Regions from separate parts of the Homo sapiens genome. Here region 2 is linked to region 1. Evidence: chromatin contacts called from ENCODE Hi-C data. All regions are on one chromosome and are shown on one strand. Each heading gives the region's core, a stretch centred on a gene start or an enhancer-like site at or near the end of the contact. The rest is flanking DNA. Distances are from core to core; before and after follow the strand shown.

Region 1 (3,355 bases), core at 308-2,807:
CCATTTCTGCCCAGGCCGAGACTCACTGCTGCCCAGAGCAATCTCCCTTCTCTCCTTCTGGAGGGGAGGGGTTGTATGTTACCCGCCTGGTTTTATCCACAGAGGTTAGCAGAGACTGATACAGACAAACCCTTTTTCTTTCTAATTTTAGATTCAAGAGCACATGTGCAGGTTTGTTAAATTTGCCTGACGCTGAGGTTTGAGTTTCTATTGATCCCCTCACCTGAATAGGGAACACAGTACCCAATACACAGTTTTTCAACCATTACTCCCCTTCCTTCCTCCCCCTATTTTAGAATCCCCAGTATGTAGACAAATTGTTTACTTTTATAGCTGTAATTAACCTTATTATAGCTCAGCCTCAACCCTTTAGAGAGGAGGAAACTAAAGCCCATGAGACTTGCTTAAAGATACTAAGTGAACATATTTATTTTTTAAAGTGTTAAAGTGATTAAACAATGTAGACGTGAATGAAATAAAAAGCGTAAGTTCCCCATCTTCATTCCCACTCCATAGAGCTGATCAGTATTTTTACTTGCAGACATTAGTGGAGCCGTAGAGAAAGAAACCTTTTCTCCAAAAGAAGGCATTACTTTACACACTCCGTTCTGCAACTTGTTTTGTTCACTTGCTATTTCACGTCAGCCCATGCAGATGACTTAAAACAAATTCAAATGGAGAAAAGCCTTAGGCATGTTTTTCTCTGCACTAAAGAGGCCCTGCAGGTGGCTGTGGCCAACTTATGCAGTGGCTTCGAGTGAACGAACGTAATTAGTAATTAAGCAAAGCGGGCATCCAGGACATTCAGTTTCATCTTCCTGGCACTTTAGTGTTTAGGAAGGGCCTGGCCTCTCGGGGAGCGACACTCCTCGCCCGGCCACTTTGTAAGAAGCATCGAGCGTGGAAAAGGGGCTGGGGTCAGCACTGGGGCCCTCTGCCGGGAAGAGAGACTGGCGGCCAGCACACGCGTCTCCCCAGGCTGAAATGGGGCACCCTCTCGCGGCCCTTCCCTCCCTTCCCGGGCTGGGTGGCAGGTCTTGGCTCTTCTGCGAGTACCCCGCGGCTGCGGTCTCCCGGCACCCGCTGAGCAGCCTCGCCCGCCTTCCTCTCCCACCCGCCCCTGCGTGCTCTCCGGGGCTCCGGCTTCCTCGGTCTGGTGCCTGGTGCGTATTTTGGAAAATACCTGGCTCATAACCACCTCATTGAGCTCCCAGTGTCCCAGTGGGCCAGCGGACACACACGGGTAGCTGACTTCCCTAACGTGTCCCCAAAGCCTCCCTGGATTACAGCGCCCGCTGCTCCATGTGACCCCGCGGGAGCCAGGACGCGCCCCGCCTCCCGGGGCTGCAAGTTGCGCAGGGAGCGAGCGATGCGCAGCAGAGCTGGGCTCCGAGCCGGATGCGCCTTCCTTTCCTCTCCAGAGCAGGCTGCCCGCCCGCGGAATCCCGCACGTAGAGCAACCTCGCAGCACCCTCAGAACAGCCCCGCTGGGGCGCGCCGGGCTGCCGCGGTGACCTTTCCGACGCCCCTGACCCCGCATCCGGAGGCGGCCGGAAGTGTCGCCGGCCTCCTCCCGGCGCAGCCTCCGGGCCTCCAGTGCAATCACTACGCCCTGGGGCCCGGAAACCGTTTTCCGGTCTTTCGCTTTCGGCTGGGGCGTGGAGGCCGCGGTGCTGCGTAGGCCGGGCCGGGCGCAGGAACAGCCCCGTGGCGCCCTCTCTGGCCGCCGCCCGGGCGGGAAACGTCGTTCCGGGGACCGGGCGACCCCGCAGCGGGGAGCGCGCCAGGTCCGCGCGGGGAAGTGGGCGGTGTGCGGCCGGCACCGCCTCGCACCACGCCCCCGCGGGCCCGCACTTTCCCGGAGTGCACCCCGCGGCCGCCAGCCGGGGCGATGGCGGGGCTCTGGCTGGGGCTCGTGTGGCAGAAGCTGCTGCTGTGGGGCGCGGCGAGTGCCCTTTCCCTGGCCGGCGCCAGTCTGGTCCTGAGCCTGCTGCAGAGGGTGGCGAGCTACGCGCGGAAATGGCAGCAGATGCGGCCCATCCCCACGGTGGCCCGCGCCTACCCACTGGTGGGCCACGCGCTGCTGATGAAGCCGGACGGGCGAGGTAAGGGCCGGCGCTCCTCCTGGAGCGCAACGGGGTCCGCAGCCCCGTTCCCACCCTCCGATCAGCCAGGAACCCGCTGCTTGTGGCGCTGGCCGCAGGAGAGAGGAGCCTGTCACCCTGTGGAGAATGCACTCCCAGTTCTAGTCGTTGCCCCTTGGCACCCGCCGACACTGCTAGTGCCCCATCCCAAAGTGAGCATTTTCTTTGTGTGTAGCACAGGATGCGGTATTTCCAAACCCCTGCCCTCGGTCTTTTCCCACCTCACCGCTGCTCAGCTCTCAAAGCCCTGCCGTTTCCTCCTGCCTTGGCTTGGGAAGCCTTAGGAACAGAAGCTCCCTGGGAGCACAGAGCGGTTTTAAACTGGCCAACACCTTAACGCCCAGAGCCGCCCTCCTCTCGCTGCCACTTTGGAAAATAAGAGACTAGAGATTCACTGGACGCTTCCTCCCGGCATCACAAGACTTGACTGCTGCTTCAGTTCCCGCTTGACCTTCATACTTTAGCCCTTTAAAGGATGTTACATAATAACAATTAAGAGACGGCAGGGCCTTCAGGCAGACTTCTTTGGAGGGTGTCAAACGCCTTGTTTATTAAAGAGTGAATTTTTTAATTAAAATCATGTTTTAAAACAGAGATGGACATTTTATTGATGGAAAAAAATCACGTTAAGTTAGAAAGCTCTCAAAAGTACCTGGTATTTACAACTCCCTGTCAGGGAGGGCGAACTCGATCTCAGAGTTTTATTTTCATCAGGGATTACGTTGAGGTACCCAGAAATGAGAAGATTTGCCCAAAATGGCATATTTTAAAATTGGCCCAGACCAGAACCCAGTTTCCTCTGGGATTATTTGTTAGTAATCGTTTTACAGGCTGAGCATTAACTAACTCCAAAGCTTGAAGGACTTTTTCTCATTTTCACTTGTTTTCTCTAATAAAAATAATGCTGTAATTTCAACTTCACAAGATGAGGCCTCATGGAAGAGTGTTTACCAAAATATTAAAAATACTTTGACAGAAAAAAATCAAGCGAACTCTTTGCCAACCAAATATCATCATGACTGATGTAACAAGTAATCCAACACAGATATGAAAATCACACTGGTAAAAATCATCTCAGTTAATTCTAAAAGCAGAGCTAACCACCCCTTTTGTCCTAAGGCTTTATGGTATTAAAAAATAAACTGTACAAAAATATAGATTTTCCCCTATCCCCTACCCCTGGAAAGTAATATACTGAAGTCTCATCATAC
Region 2 (3,100 bases), core at 601-3,100, 2.5 Mb before region 1:
GTGCAGTGGCATGATTTTGGCTCGCTGCAACCCCCGCCTCCCGGGTTCAAGTGATTCTCCTGCCTCAGCCTCCCAAGAGTAGCTGGGATTACAGGCGCGCACCACCAAGCCCCGCTAATCTTTGTATTTTTAGTAGAGACGGGGTTTCACCAGGATGGCCAGGCTGGTCTCGAACCCCTGGGCTCTAGTGATCTGCCCGCCTCAGCCTCCGAAAGTGCTGAGATTACAGGAGTGAGCCCCAGCGGCCGGCCTCTGTATTTTTAATTTTCAGTGTAACGAGTTGGTGGCCCTCCTATCTCTAATGTTATCCCAGAGCTTCGGTGTTTGTGCTTCGTGCCCTCTCCGTTTCTCCCCTGTTCTTATGGAATAATGATGTGCATTAGGAGCCTGGGGTCAGGAGTCCAAGGTTAGGGTGAGGGCTTTCCCGTGGTGTTGGCAGCAGCTGGCGCCTGCGCCCTCCGTGCAGGAGAGCAGCTCCCTCCAGCGGCTTCCCTCGCGCTTTGTGCCTTGCCCACCGCTCAGACGCTCTGCTCTGAAAAGTAAAGTTCACAAGGTATCTTCAGCTGCAAGGATAAAATCAAGAAGACAACTTCAAACACAACCTTTATCAACTTAAAATCAATATTAATGTACGAATGGTCCGAATGGTCACCTTGGGAAATCAGTGAAAGGGCCTGACATGGAGAAGAGATTAAATTATGTTTAATAAATGTTCATTTTATGTTCATTCTTTGAAAACGGGCACTCATTGAGTGACAGATCTTTTACCACACACAAACACTAACAGATACGCGTAACTGCGCCCTGCGACATTTTATTTTCCGGCTGCTCCCCCTCCGCTGTCAGGTGGGCAGTGTCCACGGTGCTTAGGGGAACAGGAGGGGTTCCGGTGCTGCTTCCCTTCCGTGCACAGAAAATCCACCCAGGCTGGCGCGGCGGCTCACGCCTGTAATCCCAGCACTTTGAGTGGCTGAGGGGGGCGGTTCACTTGAGGTCATGAGTTCGAGACCAGACTGGCCAACACGGTGAAACCGTCTCTACTAAAAATAAAAACCGTCTCTGCTAAAAAAATTAGCCAGGCTAGGTGGCGCGCCTGTAATCCCAGCACTCTGAGAGGACAAGGCGGGTGGGTCACCTGAGGTCAGGAGTTCCAGACCAGCCTGGCCAACAAGGTGAAACCGCATCTCTACTAAAAATACAAAAATTAGGCCGGGCGCGGTGGCTCACGCCTGTAATCCCAGCACTTTGGGAGGCCGAGGCGGGCGGATCACGAGGTCATAAGATCAAACCATCCTGGCTAACACGGTGAAACCCCGTCTCTACTAAAAATACAAAAAAATTAGCCGGGCGTGGTGCGGGCGCCTGTAGTCCCAGCTACTCGGGAGGCTGAGGCAGGAGAATGGCGTGAACCCGGGAGGCGGAGCTTGCAGTGAGCCGAGATCCCGCCACTGCACTCCAGCCTGGGGGAAAGAGCCAGACTCCGTCTCAAAAAAAAAAAATAAAAAATAAAAAATTAAATTAGCCTGGCGTGGTGGCAGACATCTGTAATCCCAGCTACTGGGGAGGCTGAGGTGCGAGAATCATTTGAACCCGGGAGGCGGAGGTTGCAGTGAGCCGAGATCGCGCCACTGCACTTCAACCTGGGCGACAGAGGGAGACCTCATCTCAAAAAAAAAAAAAAAAAACAAAAGAGGAAACAAACAAACAAAAAACCTACACCAGCCCAGCCTCTCTAGCGAGGCTCACCCGCCCGCCCGGCCCCCGCACCCGGTCTCGGCTTCTCTGGCCAGGCCGCGGGGCCGTTCGGCGCGGGGCGGGGCGTCGGGGAGTTTCCGCAGCGGTTAGACCGGCCAGGGGACCTCGGGACAATGAGCCTTTCTGTTTTAAAGCCGGAACCCAGCCGGGCCGCGCCGCGAGGAGGCTCCCCTGAGGCTGGCAGGAGAGACCTGCAGAAACTCGTGCGCGCCGAGCGAGGCGGGCGCCCTGGGGCTGGGGCACGCGGCCGGCGGGGGCCGCCAGGGAGCGGCCGTGGCGGGACCAGGACTACGGTGCGCCCCGCCGCCGCCAGCACCCGCCTTGGGAAGCCCGTCCGACGCGTACGCTGCAGGGGCCTTCAATAGGGGCTGTCGCCACCTGCACCCGCGCCGCTGCGGTTCGCAGGAAACTCCTGTGGCTTTTCGGAAGCACAATGCAGAACGCCCGGTGAGGGTTTGCAAAGCCGCCCTGGGAGATGCCGCAGTGTGAAACCTTTACGGTTGCACCTGGCCTCTCTGCTGCATCTGGCCTGTCTGCTGCACCTGGCCTCTCTGCCCCACCTGGCCTCTCTGCCCCACCTGGCCTCTCTGCTGCATCTGGCCTCTGCTGCGCCTGGCCTGTCTGCTGCATCTGGCGCCTGTTGCACCTGGCCTCTTGGCTGCAACTGGCCTCTCAGCTGCGCCTCTTTGTTGCCTCTGCAAACTCGGGTGCCCTGGAGCTTCCTACCCAGAAGTGAGTGCCGTGCACACTGCAGGTGCGAGGTGCCCCTCCTTCTGTCTGTTCTGTTTGGTTTGGCAGATGACAGCACTCTCAGTGGGGCCTGAAACCTTGACAGTCATGGCTTTCTTTGTAAGGACTCTCTTCCTTCATTAAATCGCTTGTATTTGGATTACAGAGATCTGTCATAAAGAGATTCAGTACTTAATAATAACGTGGGGAAAGGATCACCAGGTACTGTTAAGAAAAAAGCAAGGACAGAACAGTGAATACGGTAATGATCTTGTTTCGTAATACAAAACAAAACAGACACTATGCAAATACAAACCCAAAGGAAAATGATCATGCATAAAAATACTGTTTTTGGGCCGGGGGCTGTGGCCCATGCCTATAATCCCAGCACTTTGGGAGGCCAAGGCAGGAGGATCACTTGAGTCCAGGAGTTCAAGATCAGCCTCGGCAACAAAGCGTGACTTCGTCTCTACAAAAATTAAAAAGAAATTAGCCAGGCGCTGGTGTGGGCCTGTAGTCTCGGCTACTTGAAAGGCTGAGGTATGAGGATTGCTGGAGCCCAGGAGGTCAAGGCTGCATTGAGCTATGATTGTGCCACTGCACTCTAGGCTGGGCG

What was found. A loop is a pair of places that touch in the nucleus more often than their neighbours do. Pooled maps may share reads with other maps.
Region 2: a map with no recorded cell type shows a loop between it and region 1 (17-fold over the local background). The contact joins the enhancer-like site here to the promoter of FLJ38576 in region 1. A Hi-C loop is called at or near these places in 4 of 37 single-sample maps with no recorded cell type and 3 of 50 pooled maps.

What each region holds. Positions count from the first base shown.
Region 1 is chr4:186,189,933-186,193,287 of GRCh38, forward strand. It overlaps FLJ38576 (a long non-coding RNA gene), which reads right to left and starts at 1,558. Exons shown (of 1, transcript NR_046264.1): 1 at 1-1,558. It overlaps CYP4V2 (cytochrome P450 family 4 subfamily V member 2), which reads left to right and starts at 1,635. Exons shown (of 11, transcript NM_207352.4): 1 at 1,635-2,105. The coding sequence starts at 1,892. RefSeq lists a silencer at 1,432-1,961.
Region 2 is chr4:183,721,026-183,724,125 of GRCh38, forward strand. No RefSeq gene overlaps it. Among named protein-coding and RNA genes, the nearest start is that of TRAPPC11, 63 kb to the left of the region's middle. RefSeq lists a silencer at 1,677-2,206 and enhancers at 2,158-2,919, 2,317-2,366. Within about 2 kb of position 1,851, at least 20 of the 41 ENCODE cell types and tissues checked have a DNase peak (open chromatin) inside an H3K27ac peak, as active enhancers do.